Linked DNA regions of Mus musculus: region 1 is linked to region 2. Evidence: chromatin loops called from intact Hi-C (ENCODE). Cell type or tissue: gastrocnemius. All regions are shown on one strand. Each heading gives the region's core, and the rest is flanking DNA. Links, peaks and the distances in the headings are about the cores only.

What was found. Peaks named below come from ENCODE experiments on the same cell type or tissue, not always from the same donor. Only the 100,000 strongest peaks of a DNase experiment are listed, where the experiment ranks them.
Region 1: it touches region 2 in a loop (2.9-fold over the local background); 4 of 42 quality-filtered maps call a loop at or near these places.

What each region holds. Positions count from the first base shown.
Region 1 is chr15:25,977,868-25,986,607 of GRCm38, forward strand. It overlaps Zfp622 (zinc finger protein 622), which reads left to right and starts at 6,499. Exons shown (of 6, transcript NM_144523.3): 1 at 6,499-7,316. The coding sequence starts at 6,683. In gastrocnemius, for the core only: no CTCF peak of the experiment used is centred there; DNase peaks (open chromatin) are centred at 4,954 and 6,421; H3K4me3 peaks cover 2,702 bases; H3K27ac peaks cover 2,350 bases.
Region 2 is chr15:25,621,016-25,629,755 of GRCm38, forward strand. It overlaps Myo10 (myosin X), which reads left to right and starts at 1,535. Exons shown (of 41, transcript NM_019472.2): 1 at 1,535-2,015. The coding sequence starts at 1,995. In gastrocnemius, for the core only: CTCF peaks have their summits at 1,670 and 3,457 (motif pointing left); DNase peaks (open chromatin) are centred at 611, 1,375, 1,995, 2,232 and 2 more places; H3K4me3 peaks cover 6,184 bases; H3K27ac peaks cover 5,235 bases.

The DNA of each region.
Region 1 (8,740 bases), core at 326-8,325, 360 kb after region 2:
TGGTCTTCCTTCTTCTTGGGTTTCATGTGTTTTGCAAATTGTATCTTGAGTATTTTAAGTTTTGGGGCTAATATCCACTTATCAGTGAGTGCATATTATGTGAGTTCTTTTGTGATTGGGTTACCTCACTCAGGATGATATCCTTCAGATCCATACATTTACCTAAGAATTTCATAAATTTATTGTTTTTAATATCTGAGTAGTACTCCACTGTGTAAATGTACCACATTTTCTGTATCCATTCCTCTGTTGAGGGACATCTGGGTTCTTTCCAGCTTCTGGCTATTATAAATAAGGCTGCTATGAACATAGTGGAGCATGTGTCCTTATTACCAGTTGGAAAATCTTCTGGGTATATGCCCAGGAGAGATACTGCTTGATCTTCTGGTATTACTATGTCTAATTTTCTGAAGAACTGCCAGACTGATTTCCAGAGTAGTTGTACCAGCTTGCAATCCCACCAGCAATGGAGGAATGTTCCTCTTTCACCACATCTTCGCCAGCATCTGCTGTCACCTGAAATTTTGATCTTAGCCATTCTGACTGGTGTGAGGTGGAATCTTAGGATTGTTTTGATCTGCATTTCCTTGATGATTAAGGATGTTGAACATTTTTTCAGGTGCTTCTCTGCCATTTGGTATTCCTCAGTTGAGAATTCTTTGTTTAGCTCTGTACCCCATTTTTAAATAGGGTTATTTGATTTTCTAGTGTCCAGCTTCTTGAGTTCTTTGTATTAGATATTAGTCCCCTATCGGATTTAGGATTGGTAAAGATCCTTTCCTAATCTGTTGATGGCCTTTTTGTCTTATTGACAGTGTCTTTTGCCTTAGAAAAGCTTTGCAATCTTATGAGGTACCATTTGTCGATTCTTGATCTTACAGCACAAGCCATTGCTGTTCTGTTCAGGAATTTTTCCCCTGTGCTCATATTTTCAAGGCTTTTCCCCACTTTCTACTCTGTAAGTTTTAGTGTCTCTGGTTTTATGTGGAGTTCCTTGATCCACTTAGACTTGAGCTTTGTACAAGGAGATAGGAATGGATCAATTCGCATTCTTCTACATGATAACCACCAGTTGTGCCAGCACCATTTGTTTTGAATGCTTTTTTCCCACTTGATGGTTTTAGCTCCTTTGTCAAAGATCAAGTGACCATAGGTGTGTGGGTTCTTTTCTGGGTCTTCAATTCTATTCCATTGATCTACCTGTCTGTCGCTGTACCAGTACCATGCAGTTTTTATCACAATTGATCTGTAGTACGGCTTGAGGTCAGGCATGGTGATTCCACCAGAGGTTCTTTTATTGTTGAGAACAGTTTTTGCTATTCTAGGTTTTTTGTTATTCCAGATGAATTTGCAAACTGCCCTTTCTAATTCTGTGAAGAATTGAGTTGGAATTTTGATGGGGTGTCTTAGAGTTTCTATTCCTGCACAAACATCATGACCAAAAAGCAAGTTGGGGAAGAAAGGGTTTCTTCAGCTTACAGTTCCATACTGCTGTTCATCACCAAGGGAAGTTCCAAAGTTCCAAAGTCCTTCCACAGTCATCCCCAAAACATGGTCAGGTTGTCACAGGAATACCCCACCCCTGGTACCAACTTCTGTATTAATCAGGGTTCTCAAGAGTCAACAGAATTTATGGGTAGTCTCTAAATAGTAAAGGAATTTATTGATGACTTACAGTCTGCAGTCAAACTCCCAACAATGGTCAGTAGCAGCTGTGAATGGAAGTCCAAGGATCTAGCAGTTGCTCAGTCCAACATGACAAGCAGGCAAAGGAGTGAGAGAGAGCCTTCCTTCTTCCAATGTATAGTCTCCAGCAGAAGGTATAGCCCAGATTAAAGGTGTGTGCTACCACACCTTTAATCCCAGATGACCTTGAACTTGGAGATCTCCCGGTCTTAATCTTCTGGAGTCAATAGCCACTAGGCCTCAAGATCTCCATACCAAGATCCAGGCCAGAAACTTCTATCTCCCAGTCTCCAGATTGCAGTCATTGGTGAGCCTTCCAATTCTGGATTGTAGTTCCTTCCAGATATAGTCAAGTTGACAACCAGGAATATCCACTACATGGGGATTGCATTGAATGTAGATTGCTTTCGGCAAGATAGCCATTTTTACTATATTAATCCTGCCAATCCATGAGCATGGAGATCTTTCCATCTTCTGAGATCTTCTTCGATTTCTTTCTTCAGAGATTGAAGTTCTTATCATACAGATCTTTCACTTCCTTAGTTAAGAGTCACACCAAGGTATTTTATATTATTTGTGACTATTGTGAAGGGTGTTGTTTCCCTAATTTCTTTCTCAGCCTGTTTATCCTTTGTGTAGAGAAAAGCCACTGACTGAGTTAATTTTATATCCAGCTGAAGCTGTTTATCAGGTTTAAGAGTTCTCCAGTGGAATTTTTAGGGTTACTTATATATACTATCATATCATCTGCAAATAGTGATATTTTGACTTCTTCCTTTCCAATTTGTATCCCCCTGATCTCCTTTTGTCATCTAATTGCTCTGGCTAGGACTTCAAGTACTATATTGAATAGGTAGGGAGAAAGTGGGCAGCCTTGCCTAGTCCCAGATTTTAGTGGGATTGCTTCAAGTTTCTTTCCATTTAGTTTATTGTTGGCTACTGGTTAGCTGTATATTGCTTTTACCAACTTCTGTATTAATCAGGGTTCTCAAGAGTCAACAGAATTTATGGGTAGTCTCTAAATAGTAAAGGAATTTATTGATGTTTAGGTATGGGCCTTGACTTCCTGATCTTTCCAAGACTTTTATCATGAATGGGTGTTGGATTTTGTCAAATGCTTTCTCAGCATCTAATGAGATGATCATGTGTTTTTTTTTTTGTCTTTGAGTTTGTTTATATAGTGGATTACATTGATGAATTTCTGTATATTAAATATTCCCTGTATCCCTGGGATGAAGCCTACTTGATCACGATGGATGATCATTTTCATGTGTTCTTGGATTCGGTTTCCGAGAATTTTATTGAGTATTTTTGCATTGGTATTCATAAGGGAAATTGGTCTGAAGTTCTCTTTGTTGGGTCTTTATGTGGTTTAGGTATCAGAGTGAATTGGGTAGAATACCTTCTGTTTCTATTTTGTGGAATAGTTTGAGGAGAATTGAAATTAGGTCTTCTTTGAAGGTCTGATAGAACTCTGCACTAAACCCATCTGGTCCTGGGCTTTTTTTGGTTGGAAGACTATTAATGACTGCTTCTATTTCTTTAGGGGAGATGGGACTGTTAAGATCGTTAATCTGATCCTGATTTAACTTTGGTACCTGGTATCTGTCTAGGAAATTGTCCATTTCATCCAGGTTTTCCAGTTTTGTTGAGTATAGCCTTTTGTAGTAGGAAGGATCTGATGAGGCTTTGGTCAACTCTTGTAGTGACCCATCTAATACTAGTTTCTTGACAAAAACATGAATCCACTCATTAAGGTAAAGCTCCTATGACTTAATTACCTCTTAAGTGTTCCATTGCCTTCCAACACTGTTACACTGGGGAACAAAATTCTGGCCCTAGAACCTTTAAGGGATATACCATATCTAAATAATAGCAAGCATAATTAACAAGTGGTAAATAGACTAAGGCTACACCCCTAGCAGAGGACAAACTAGACTGACCACAGTCTGTTCTCTCGAGTTCACTACAGAATCAATGGAGGGAGCAGTGGTGCTCTGAAGAGGAAAAGTAAAGGGTACTGAGAAGCCGAAGATGCTAAATAGGATTGTGAAAATAAACAAGAGCAAGCAGAGAGGAAATCAAGGATAGCAACAAATGCAAAATCAAATAGGAAAAAAAAATCTAGAAATGCTTTTCTTTATATAGCTAATTTCTGCTTTTCATGGAGACTTGAAAATACATATATTTTGCTCACTTCAGCTGGTGAGGAATACTAGATATATTTCTCAAAATGAGATGTTTAGAAAGTTATTCCAAAATTTCTATATAATCTCGAAATAAAAACTTTCTGCAACAAAGAAAAAAAATGAGATTTTACCTTTGCACTACAAAATCGCAGTTTTAAGAAACACTGAATAGACTCTGCCCTGGTATTATTCTAGTGTTGGGTATGGGGCCATGAAAGGGAAGCCTGTTTTCACGGAACTTATACTCAAGATGACTAACATGATGTATGACTAGGCCTTCTGATTTGTGCATAATTATAAGGTTTCCCTGGATGCAGGACTTCCATTGCTAAGCCTGGGAGAAAATAACAAACACTAGTAGTAGCTGCTCTCTCAAAGCAATCCATAAAGTCCACCTGGCCCCACTCCGCTGTTCTTCATGGACTTCTGACCAGGCCTTTCACATTAGATGAGCTGAGAATACTGTAAAAGTACTTAGTCAGGGAGCCGGGTGTGGTGGCGAACGCCTTTAATCCCAGCACTTGGGAGGCAGAGGCAGGTGGATTTCGGAGTTCGAGGCCAGCCTGGTCTACAAAGTGAGCTCCAGGACAGCCAGGGCTATACAGAGAAACCCTGTCTCAAAAAACCAAAATAAATAAATAAATAAATAAAGTACTTAGTCAACACCAGAACTGCACAGGCAAAAGGGAAGCTAACTGCCACCCTATGAAGACAAATATTACTATGGGGAGATTCAATTGACAAGGAAAGAACATCTCTTACTATTAGCCAAGCGAGTCTTCTCTGATGAGACTCCTCCAGCCATGGTAAAATACTAACCCTTCAGGTTACTTCAGCCTTCGCCACAGGTTCACCATGAACTCATGTGAGAGTACATAAGAACCACCTAACTCGGGCACGCTTGCCTTGCAGAAACTGAATGTTTTGATGCTAAATACTAGTGATTCAATATAGCACAACAGATAACAGTGATAAAAAGCAATACCTAGTAAGGACTTAAGAAATGGGGTGTTGCAGCAGTATGTAGCAGAGGATTGCATTGTTTGGCCTCAGTGCCAGAGCATGTGCCTAATCCTCTAGAGACTTGATACCCCAGGGAGGGGCTTTGCAGGAGGGGGGTCACCCTCTCTGAGGTGAAGGGGAGGGAGTATAGGGGAAAGAACTCTGTGAAGGGGACTAGGAGAGGGCAACATTTGGGATATAATTATAATAATAACAAAAACAACAACAACACAAAAAAAATACTGGCATTATTTTTGACAAAAGGCTCTAGAACCCCCCCCCCCCCAAAGGCATTTGGGCAAAGGTTTACAAAAGGGAGCAAGCTGGCAGAAAGATATTCAGGCAGAATAGCATAGCAACGGATTTCTAACACAATACCAAAAATATACTTGCTTAACCTGTTAGAACAATTGACATTGAATCAGGGTGAGTTAAAGGCAGGGATAGAACAGAGGATTTGCCAGGCAGTGGTGGCATACGCCTTTAATCCAAGCACTTGGGAGGCAGAGGCAGGTGGATTTCTGAAGGTCGAGGCCAGCCTGGTCTACAGAGTGAGTTCCAGGACAGCCAGGGCTACACAGAGAAACCCTGTCTCAAGAAAAAAAAAATCGAACTGATATGAATTGCTGCTGTTATACACACAGGGTCTCCAAGGTTTAGTACCCACGATGGAGCGTAAAATCACAGATAGATCCTTTTAAAGTTTTAGATGCTGAAAGAGTATTTCGATCATTAAAAGCAACTTCACCTAGTTTGACTTTTTTGTTTGTTTGTTTTTATTAGGTATTTATTTCATTTACATTTCCAATGCTATCCCAAAAGTCCCCCACACGGTCCCCCACCCACTCCCCTACCCATCCACTCCCACTTTTTGGTCCTGGCGTTCCCCTGTACTGGGGCATATAAAGTTTGCAAGTCCAATGGGCCTCTCTTTCCACTGATGGCCAACTAGGCCATCTTCTGATACATATGCAGCTAGAGACACGAGCTCTGGGGGTAATGGTTAGTTCATATTGTTGTTCCACCTATAAGGTTACTTTCTCTAGCTCCTCCACTGGGGGCCCTGTGATCCATCCAATAGCTGACTGTGAGCATCCACTTCTGTGTTTGTTAGGCCCGGGCATAGTCTCTACTTTGACTTTTTATATGGCTACTTGGATTTAAAAATCTCACATGTGGCTCGGATTATATTTTGTGGGACAGTGGCTAGGCTGTACTTTCGGCTCCCAGCAGGGAATCTTTTCTGTTCAAGAGCTCTGACCGCCCCCTTCGCTGCAAAGAGCTTGGGTCGGTTTGGCCTCCGGAAGTTCCACGCTGTCGCCACGTTTGATCCCCCTTTCCAGAGGCGCGAGAGACAGTCTTGACGGGATCCATCTCTCAAGAGCAGTCCCAGAACCATCCCAGGCACCCACGCCCTTCTTTCCCTCACAAGCCCATCCCTCTGACCTCGTCACGGCAAGCGACACAACCGCTAAGCCCTCAGGAGGCAGCGGCATCCTCCAGGCACACGCCCACCTTTGATTGACAGGGCGGATCCAGGCGCGAAGAGAGCGACATGAAACTTCGTCATTTCCGGGGACCCAGGCGGGCCTTCTTAAGCCAGCTGCCAAGAGTTTCCTGTGCGAGTCGGAAGTTCCCTCACTTAGAACTCGGAAGTTCCCTCACTTAGAGCCCGGAAGCTGGTGTCTGGTGTGTCTTTTCCTGGCTGTGGGCGAAGGAGGTTCTCTGCGTTTGTGGGACTAGAAGGCGGCCGGTCAGGCTTAGAAGGTTCTCGGCTGGGTCGTCTCTGTCTTCCGGGCCCGGGGATGGCGGCTCTCACGTGCATCACCTGCCGGGTGGCGTTCCGCGACGCGGAGCTGCAGCGGGCGCACTACAAGACGGACTGGCACCGCTACAACCTGCGGCGCAAGGTGGCCGCCATGGCCCCGGTGACGGCCGAGGGCTTCCAGGAGCGGGTGCGGGCGCAGCGCGCGGTGGCCGAGGCGGCGGAGGCGAGCAAGGGCGCGGCCACCTACTGCACGGCGTGCGGCAAGAAGTTCGCCACCTTCAACGCCTACGAGAACCACCTCGGCTCCCGGCGGCACGCCGAGCTGGAGCGGAAGGCGGTGCGGGCCGCGAGCCGGCGCGTGGAGCTGCTGAACGCCAAGAACCTGGAGAAGGGGCTGGGCGCGGACGGCGTCGACAAGGACGCCGTGAACGCCGCCATCCAGCAGGCCATCAAGGCCCAGCCCTCCACGTCCCCCAAGAAAGCGCCCTTCGTGCCCACGGACGAGTGCGGGAGGGCGGCGGCGGGCGCACGGGGCGTCCCGGAGCGAGACCCGACGGAGAAGCCGCCCCGGCTCCAGTGGTTCGAACAGCAGGCGAAGAAGCTGGCGAAGCAGCAGTGGGAGGACGGAGAGGAGGAGGGAGAGGAAGAGGAGGAAGACGACGAAGACGAAGGTAGGTAAGGGTCCTGTCGGGGTTGGGGCGAGCGGGAGGCTCCGGGAGACATCGCGATGGAGACGAAGGGCTGGGTCCACGTTCAGCGATGTCGCCCTCCCCTGAGGCCCCCAGCCCGAGCCTTCTTCAGTGTTTACCTTTGCGACATCCATTCCCAGGCTGGACCCTGACTTTCTTCTTATCCTTTTACCGCAGCCTTTGAGGGAGTGGGGTTCCAGGCCCAGGGCATCCCGCCTGGATTTAAAGATGTTTCCTGGTTTATGACTTTTAACTAGTTAAGCAGATGGATTGTAGGCCTCCATACTTTTTTGGTGTTTTTTTGGTTTTTCGAGACAGGGTTTCTCTGTGTAGCCCTGGCTGTCCTGGAACTCACTCTGTAGACCAGGCTGGCCTTAAACTTTAGAAATCCCCCTGCCTCTGCCTCCCAAGTGCTGGGGTTAAAGGCGAGTGCCACCACTGCCGGGCTGTAGACCTCCATTCTTATGCTTGCTCCCGGACGCACCAAACTTCGTGTGGACCCGAAAGGGAACAGTATTTGGGGATTTCTATAGGACATTTTAGAGTGAGGGCAGAAGTGGTTTAAATGCCTCACTGCTCTTCATTTCCACAGGGCACTTTGTCTGTCTGCGTCTCTGTGGTGGATCCAGGACCTAGGGCATTGATTAAAAACAGAATAAAAGAGTAGAGGCGCATTCTTAACGGGCAAAACATTCTTTTAGTTTGGATCAGGAAGGGTTACACTGGTGCACAGAAAGCTATGCTGTTGGCACGCTGCTGTAGAATGTGTGGTTAGAATGGCTTAGGATTTTACATTTCACTTAGTTGACTAAAACTGAGTGAGGGTTTCGTGTTGCCTGCAAGCCTGACTTGTGGGGCTCCAGCCAGCCCCAAGGTTCCTTACTTTGTGAGTTCTTTATTCACCCCCACGGCACTGTTGATACTGACAGTGTTTGTGTTCATGTCTTGGTCGGTTTATACTTCTGTAACCAAGCATCTTAAGCCTGGTAATTTATAAACAACATGAACTTATTTTGCCACAGTCATGGAAGATGAAGTAAAAAATGAAGCTACTGGCACCCTGACTGTTTAGTGAGGGCTTGCTCTGTGGAGGGGTATTTTTCTAAGCCTTACTTAATGATGGAAAAGGCAGATCTAGGGTGTGTACTCATGGAGGGGGAGCAAAACACAAAAAAGGAGACTTGCCAGTTCATTTAAGTCCTTTTCTTAGGACATCAACTCACTCATGAGGTTCCTAGAGGTCCCATGTGTTACATTGGTGACTAAGTTGAACTTGCATGGACACATATAAACAGAAGCATTCATATAGCAGCCCTGCACACACCAAAATATACACTAAAGTATTCCTGTGAAGTGCAAATGGTAGACAGCTACTGAACCAGATAGGAATCCAATTAACTTGGTGT
Region 2 (8,740 bases), core at 176-8,175:
AAACCAGCCACGTGGCATAGCACATGTATCATTAACTGGTTTATACCTTGAATCTTCCCTCAAAGTGGGGAGATGGGAGTAAGGTCACCAACACTAATGTAATGCTTTGGAGTTCAATAATGCTTAAATTCCCAAATAAAGATGACAAGATGGTTCACATGTTCAGCCATTTCATTCAGTCTGAGCACAAGCTTCGACTCTCCCAACTGCAGGTGGATAGGACATCAAGAAAAAGCCAAATATGTGATTGATCTTCCAACATCTGGAAAAAAAAAAAAAAAAAAAAAAAAACCTAAGAAGCGGGTACCTAACCAGGCAGGGTGCAGCTTGGGATAGTGAAGGCTGTGTCTGTTTCCAGAAAGACTGCCCTGGAAAGTATCTTTCTCAAGCGGCTGGCAGTTAACAAATCCTTTAAGTAGAACTTCTCAAGTCAGTTCATTGTTGTTCCCAGCTTGCCAGTTAACAACCTGCTGCTGGACCAGCTGTGTGGTTCCGGAGTGAGTCTGACAACACCCAGCCGGTTGGTTCAAAGGGTTCATAGATCCAGTACTTGGGTGACCTGATCTTGCTAAACTGCTACAGAAGGAAACTCCTTCTGAGCTGTTGGGAGTTCTTTCTGCAGTGGGCCAAGCACCAGCTTTGGAGGGCCCTCTGGACTCCTGTTAGGAAAGCAGACTTAGGAATCCCAGTCCGTGTTACAGGATCCCCAGATTCCTGGCCACAATAAAGCTGGAGTTGTCTCGGTGAGAATCAGGACTGACTCCTGGTGAACCGAGAGCAATTACCCATCTCTCTCGCATCTGCTCTACTTCCTTTACGTCCAGAAAAAGAGGTTACAGTTACAAGTGCTATAGGACACGTCCCCTTCCAGTATACAAAACATTTCCCTGTGGCTATCAAAAAACCCACTTGGAGCAGAGAAACTCAACAAGGAAAAGCAGCTTTCAAAAGTTCAGATTCCTGTTTTCCGCTTCCTGTCCTGGGATCGCACGATAGAGTCGCAATGATGAGATCCACGTGGAGCAGGTTCTTGGGGTGTCTAACATTCACCGCCGTGGGGCCCCTCCTCTTCAGTCCCGGGTAACTTTCTAGTATCTACGATCAGAGGGAAGAGTCAAGTCATCTAATAGCGCCTAGGCCGGTGGCAAGAAGACCCAGGAGAAGCACACTGCTCTATGGATTCAGAGTGGATCTAGGCGGTAGCTGGGACTCCGCGCACCCGCCGCTCTCAGGGAAAGCACAGGGCAGGGCTCCGAGGGGCGGGGCCGCGCATCCGGTGGGCGTGGTTTGGGTGGTAGCTGGGAGAGGGCGCGGCATGTAGGAAGCCCGAGCAGGCTGTGGGCGGGGCTATAATGGGCGTGACCAGGAGTCGAGTAGGCGGGGTTTGGGTATATTTGAGAGCAGACGCTCAGTCTCCGCAGGTTGGAGGAGTTTCTGGGGGCGGGGCCAGGTCCGTAGGAGGCGTGGCTTTACTCGTGGAGGCGTGGTTATATATTGGGGGCTGGGATTGAGGGCGGGGCGGACCGAGCACAAGGGTAAGCGAGACCGGAGAGCTGGTGAGAGCCGGCCGCGCCTGGGGCGGGAGAGCTCACCGTTGTTGGTTTGCTGGTGATCCGAAGTCGTCCACCCCACCCCCGCTGGGACCGAGCGCCCCCGGCGGAGCTCCAAGGGAGGCAGGCGCGTCGCCAGCCCCTTGCCGGCCCTCCCCCAGCTCGGGAAGAATGTGCCACCAGCTGTTCTCCTCCCGGGAGCACTTCGCCCAGAAGTGAGGAACTTGGAGGAAGGAGAGACAAAGGCTGTGGTTGGGACAGAGGAGGTCCGAGACGCGGACAAAAGGTGCGGAGGAGCAGCAGCGACCGGGGGATGGCAGAGCGGCGGCTCCGCGGGCTGGAGTCGCCCCGAGGCGCACCGTGACACGCGTGGCTTCCCGGGACCTGCCGCTGCGCTGACTTCCGCGACTGGAGCCGTGCCGGGAAGGTGCGGGCGCCGGAACAATGGACAGCTTCTTTCCCGAGGTGAGTGAGTGGCGGGGAGGACCTGGCTGAGACCGGGACCCGGACCGGCACACCGAGCGCGCCCCAGCGCCTGCGCGTCCCCAGGAGGGGAAACTTTGTGGGAATCTCCTGAAACCCCACTCCCTCCGCCGGCCCCGAGTCTCGGATGAGTAAGCCTAGGCAGGTTTGAGTTTGTCCTGCGCTCGCATGTCCCCGGGCGTGGGTGGCTAGCTGACACTCCGCGCCAGGTGAGTCCCCGGGCGCCGGGTGGGGGAGAGCTGCGGACCGGACGGCTCGGGTGCAGGAAACGCGGTAAAAGGCGCAGCCGGGAGGTGCCTTGCTCCAAGAAAGGTCTGGGACTTCCTTTGCTGAACGTGCGGGCTTCCTGTGGCTTCCAGAGGAGCCGGCTAACGAAGTGTGAGCCGGCCGGCTGGGTCCTCGGTCACTGCTTGCCCTGCCTCATTGGGCTTTCAAGTCTGGGGTCCTTACTTTACTAGTACTGCTCAGGTCGGGTTTGCAGATAATTCCAGAGTACGAGACCGAATGATCTTGTTTTTAATGCCATTTTTTTTGGCAGATCTTGAATTCGAGTTTAAATAAAATTTGTTTAGGGCAAACAATGGTTATTTTAGAAGATGAAACCGATGCCCGCTTTAGGGTCTTTGAGGGCGGGACACCACAGTTACTTGAGACGGGACTTGAAAGTTCCCTTTTCCCCCAGGGATGGAGAGCCGCTCTGGTTTCTTGGCCCCGATTCCTTTCTTGGTTGTGTTTATTTAATAAATTCTGTTTAAGTTTTGAGGTTTGAAGTGGCTCAGAGTAAACTTAGCTGACTTTGAGAGAGGCTGATGAGATTTTTTGCTGAAAAGTCAGGGTGAGGTTTTTGTGAATCCAGGACAGTCTTGGAATCTTCCAGCAAATCAGAGTGGTGAGAATTTGCCTGTGCTTTGGCTAGCTTGCTTTGTCAGAGTTAATTGGCTATAGTGTTTCAAGGTCTGACGTTCACTTACTGTACTCTCAGACAGCTACTTATAATGGCCACAGTGATGTATTGTATAATGTTCGAATTGACTTTTACCAAAGTGTTTGTCTCTGTCACCCTGAAAGGCATCCTGGAAAGACATTAACCATCCATTACTTAAAAGAAGGGAAATATATAGAAAATAGAGACCTCAGAAATATATAGAAACTAGAGACTCCTTAATGGCTTTTTAAATTCGTGGGTGTTTGTTTCCTACCTGTATGAAGGCAGCAGGACTTTTGAGTTGGTCTACAACAGTAAATTACCGCTAGGCTGGGTTTTTAGTTGCTTTTATCTATAAGAAGAATGAGGTTTTGTCTCTAGGGAAAATAGTTCTTGACTTGGTGATCTTTTAGAAAACTTGTGTGTGGTTGTTGAAGGGCCACCAGTCTCCCTAAGCCTGAAGACCAAAGTCTCCCCTTGGGTAGAACTCTGCCCCCTAGTGTTAGTGGCGGAAACTTAACCCTAGCACTAACCCCTCTAAGTTATGGGACTATTCAGTAATTCCAAAAACTCCTTTTCACCTGTGTTTCTCTGTGAGGAGATCTCCGTGATTGGAATAACAGTGAAGTTGTCTTTACTGGTTGCCTATTTTCATTTTTCCTCTTTCTAGTGAAGAATCTTAACCCAAAGATTAGTAAGTTACCAGCCCAAGGTTGAAGAATGTGTTACTGGAGGCCTAGCCTTTCCCCTTTGATGCCGGTGGCTGGTATTTCTGGGATATACATATACATATACATATACATATACATATACATACATACACATATATACACATACACACACACACACATATATATATATATTGCTTTTAATTTGCTGGCATGTTTATGTTAACATCATGATTTCTAGTGTTTATGTTATCATAGTGATTTCTAGTCAGCTGTCAGCATTCTGCCCTCCACGTAGCGGCGGGGCAGGTGAAAAAGCTAAACAGTGATGTAGTGATGGGAGACACACACCTGACATAGAGCCTTTTACCTTAATGTCTGAGAACACCGTCAGTTGTCCTGAGAAGGTTTATCCAGTTAGACTGGAAAGCGCTGGAATCACATGGTGTCCAAGGGCAACTAGCTTCTAGGGACTGATTGGTATCCAGGAGCAAGCTAGCTTCTAGGCCTTCCTTAACACTAAGCAGTGTTCTGCTCTTTGTTAACTTTTCTCTGTGATTTAGAGATAACGACCTGTTGCTTGTTAGCCAACAATTTGAAACTCATGCTAACAACTAAAAAAGAAATTAACCGAGTGAGGCCTTACATGTGTGAGTCAGATAACAAGGAAGTAGGAGACACTTGTGATTCTGTGTGGCTGCTGCGTAGACCACCTTTGTCATTGGGGGCCAGGTACCTCTTTGCTGGAGGGGCTGTCTACGCCCATAGCACAGAGAGCAACATCTCTGACCTTCACTCACTCAAGACATGTACCCTTCCCCTCAACTTTCAACACCCAGAATGTGTGCAGATGTTACTGAAGTCACTACAGCCACAAAACAACTCCCAGCTGAGCTGCCCTGAGAGAAGCAGTTGCCTCATGGTCCTAATTCCTGTGTGTGCGCTTCTTGTCTGCACTTGCCTGGTTTAACTGGGATCAGACATCCTGTTAGGGGCCAGTGGCCAGGGAAGCTTGCAGGGCTTGTGCCAATCAGCTGACACTGCTGCCTTTAAAATTCGCTCCAGGATTGGCGAAAGGGAGTGTGCCAAACTCCCCAGTCAGGTTTCAGTTTCTTCATGGCCTTCATTAAGTTTTTATGACTTCTCTTGAGTTAATTGTGTGTGCTCATGCGTAGGAAAGCTTGTGTTTTCTGCATTTCTTGTGACATTGTTATTAAAGAGTTGACTTCAGGCAGAAACTAGGTTTAGGTATGTCTGTAACCAGAAGCAATTATGTACAATAAAACACACACACACACACACACACACACACAGAGTGAGAGAGAGAGAGAGAGAGAGGGAGGGAGGGAGAGAGAGAGAGAGAGAGAGAGAGAATAGCAAAGGTTCCGCTGCAGAAATGACAAGACTGTTGTGCAAAATCGTTGAGGTTTTAAGTGGGCTCTGTGTTCCCATCCCCAGAGCCAAGGGCCTGTGGTTGTGTCTGGAATACAGTGGGGCGCCAAGCATTTCCAAAGAGCTCAGCTCTGCTTTTTATTTTAGGCAGAGGTGTGGCATAATGGCTCTCTGAGTAGCAGACCTTTCAGGGATTAACAACCACATAAATGGACACGTTCATGTCCATACTAAATCTATGGAGGTTGCATATACATAAATGTAAGTGTAGAAAGCGGATCGTAATGTTTCAGGAGGCAGCTTGTTAGTGAACATATGGTAGATAAGCCTCTTTCTCAGAGTCTGGTTCAGTCTGGCTTACAATGTAGCCCTAATGATGTTCCGAGGAGGGCTGCAGGTGTAAGTTAGTGGTAAAGGTCTGGAGTTAAAGACTCAAAACCACACGCGCAAACACACACAGACACACTACACAGAGACACACAAACATACATACACACTGTACATAGATATACAAACACATATACACCACATACACACCACACGCACATATACAAACACATACACATCACACACTCACAAACACATACCACACACAAACACACCACACAGATACAAACACAGACATACATAACACACACAAACACATACACCACACATATACAAACACAGAAAGACACACCATACACACAAACATATAACACACACCACACACACACACACACACACACACTCCTGCTTAGCTTGGGAAGGCACCATGCGTTGATTGTTACTTTGAGTTATTGAGAGAGCATTTTAAGCTGGGATATAGACCCCTCAGTCTCTCTTTTCCCTCCTCTCTGGCTAGTGTATTCTTTGTGCATGGGAGAGAGATAGTGAAATTTCTTGTTAGAAGAAAATGGAGACATTGGTATTTTCTGTCATCTCTTCCACATCTCATCTGCTCCTAATATGTGAAGGAGTGCTAAGGACCTGTGTCCCACCAAATCTTGAGGACATTAGCTGGGTCCTCTCTGCCTTGTTTCACAATGAGGTTACAGTCTCTGGCCTGGTCCGAATAGTCCTCAAGAATTCCCCTTGTCCAGTTTCCCCCACCCCATGTCCAGGACAGCAAAGCTGGAGGAACAGCTGCAGGCAGACAGTTGTTCTAGTGCAGAGCACTGAGCTCTTGGTTAGGCGAGGCTGAGAAAGCCTGCCTCTCCCACAGCACGTGGCCTGATGTGCTAGCTGTACATCTCAAAACCAGGCAGAAACCAGCCTGGGCCAGGCCTGCAGTGTTTAACCAGAGTCGGGGAGAGACAGGGCTGCATTCCGCCTTTCTAGCCGTAACCTCATTAAGTGGCTTCACTTTTGCGCACTCAAACCTTGAACTTGCTCATCTGCTCTTGGGATTAGTAGGGTTGATGTGTTTCAAAAGTTTGGGTTCTGATTGCCTGATACTTCCCTGTTAAGAATTTGCAGGGGAGTTGGAAGAGCAAGCCACCAGGGAGGCCTGTGTGTGGCTTGGTACCATTTCCTCTGCCACTCGAGCAGAGCACCACGGAAAGGCGAGTGAAAGCTTTCCATTCTTAGCATCCATCCATCTACCCTGCGCCTGCTGACTGGGATCAAAGCATCTGGGAGCCGCCTGTGGTCAGTAGGCTTTCCAGGGCCCTGACTGACAATAAGTGGACGTTCTACTGTCTGTCTCTCTTGGTTGTTAGGGAGGTGTGTGGTTAGATTTACAAAGCATTACCTGTGGTAGGTGGTGGATACTAGAAGTCAGAGATCAGAGCTCTACTTAGAAGTAAAAACAAAAAAACAAGCTAAAAAGTCTTTTTTGAGATGAGATCGTGACAAGATGTGCATTGCTCAGAGAATAATACATAATACTTGGCATTGCCCCGTGAGAGTCCTTTCCTTTCTAGCCTTATACATTTCATTTTATTTTTTTAAAGATTTGTATTTATTTATTTATTTATTTATTTTTTTAAGACAGGTTTTTCTCTGTGTAGTTTTGACTGTCCTAGAACTCACTCTGTAGACCAGGCTGGCCTCCATCTCCGAGATCTTCCTGCCTCTGCCTCCGGAGTAATGGGATTAAAGACCTGTGCTACCACCACCTAGCAAAACCACATGCTTTGATAATATTTCCCTTCATCTCCCTTCATCCACTCTACCTTAATTCGTTTCCCCACACATCCGACTGTGTGTGTTCTATTTTTTAATCCTTCGGGATCAGCTTTGTGTTGGCAAATATTCTTGGCTATGCAGTCTTCCACTGGAGTGTGGTTGCTTTACTGGGGGCTACATTCCTTGAGAAAACTGCCCCTCCTGCTCCTAGCAACTCATAGTTGTCTTTAGTTCTGTGTCTAGAGATGGGATTGTGCACACAGCCCTGGCTCCATTCTGGAATTTGGTCTGTCTTGGGCTTGAGCAAGCTTTGTATCTGCTGTCGCAACTCCTGTGAGCTCCTCCATGCAGCTACCCCCATGTGTCCAGAAGATGATGTTTTCTTTTAGTGATCCATTGCCTCAGGCTTCCACACTCTTTCCACCCTTGTCTGTAATGAATCCCGAGTCTTCAGGGTACAGTGCAGCCTATATATTCCCCTTAGGACACCTTGGCCAGGAAAGGGCCTCTGTGTTAATCACCATCTACTGCAAAAACAAACTTCTGGGATGAAGAATGAATGAGACTTGGATGCACTGATCTCTGAGTACGATGATAAGCCATGAGGAGTCAGTTTAATAGCTTGTCCATTTAGTGGCATAATAGTAGATTCTCCTGTAGAACCCATGGCCCATCTTGTCATAGCTTCTTAGCCTGACAAGGGGGCTAGGTAAGGGTTTCATCCTGTGGAGCGGGACTTAGATCCAACTAGGAAATGGTTGATAGGGCTAGAGAGGTGGCTAAGTGGTTCAGATCACTGGCTGCTCTTATAGAAGACCAGGGTTTAATTTCCAATAACCATGGGGCAGCTCAGAATCATCTGTAACTCCAATTTGAAGCAGTCCATTGTCATCTTCTGGCCTTGCAGCCATTGTACACATGAGATGCAAATATATACCTACAGGCAAAACACCTCTCTCTCTCTCTCTCTCTCTATATATATATATATATATATACACACACATATACATACATACACATATATGTATATGTATATATGTGTGTGTGTGAATATATATGTATATATGTATATATATGCATGTATGTATATATATATATATATATATATATATATATATATATATATATATATATATGACTTTAAGAAAGAAAAAGTGATTGGTTACTCCCATGGTGCCCATGCCACTGATGCACTGGTGGGCATGTGTTGCTAGGCCCGGGACTATCATAGTTTGAAGGATCTGTCACTCTTCTCTAGTAGCTTGCAAACCTTGCAAACCCTTCCCAGCTCTCTGAAGGCTAGGCAGTAGGGCAAAGCTTCCAGGTCTTGAACCAGCTTGATTTGGGCCATATTCTACGATCCAAGCGGGTAACGTCCTTAGCAATAGGGTCTTAGCATCAAGTTCTGGGGTGTGACCAAGAGCAGTGGCAATAGCTGTAATGTTTGTGGACCCGTGGGACCTCCCTGGCCAACAGTTCCAAAGCAAGCAGCTTATATCTGACGTTGGGTCTTTCATTGTTAGTCTGGCCTGATATGAGAGATCGTCCTTTAAACTTTTTGTGTATGTATTTAAAGCTTCTATAGCACTCTCTTCCCATAAATCATCTCCAAG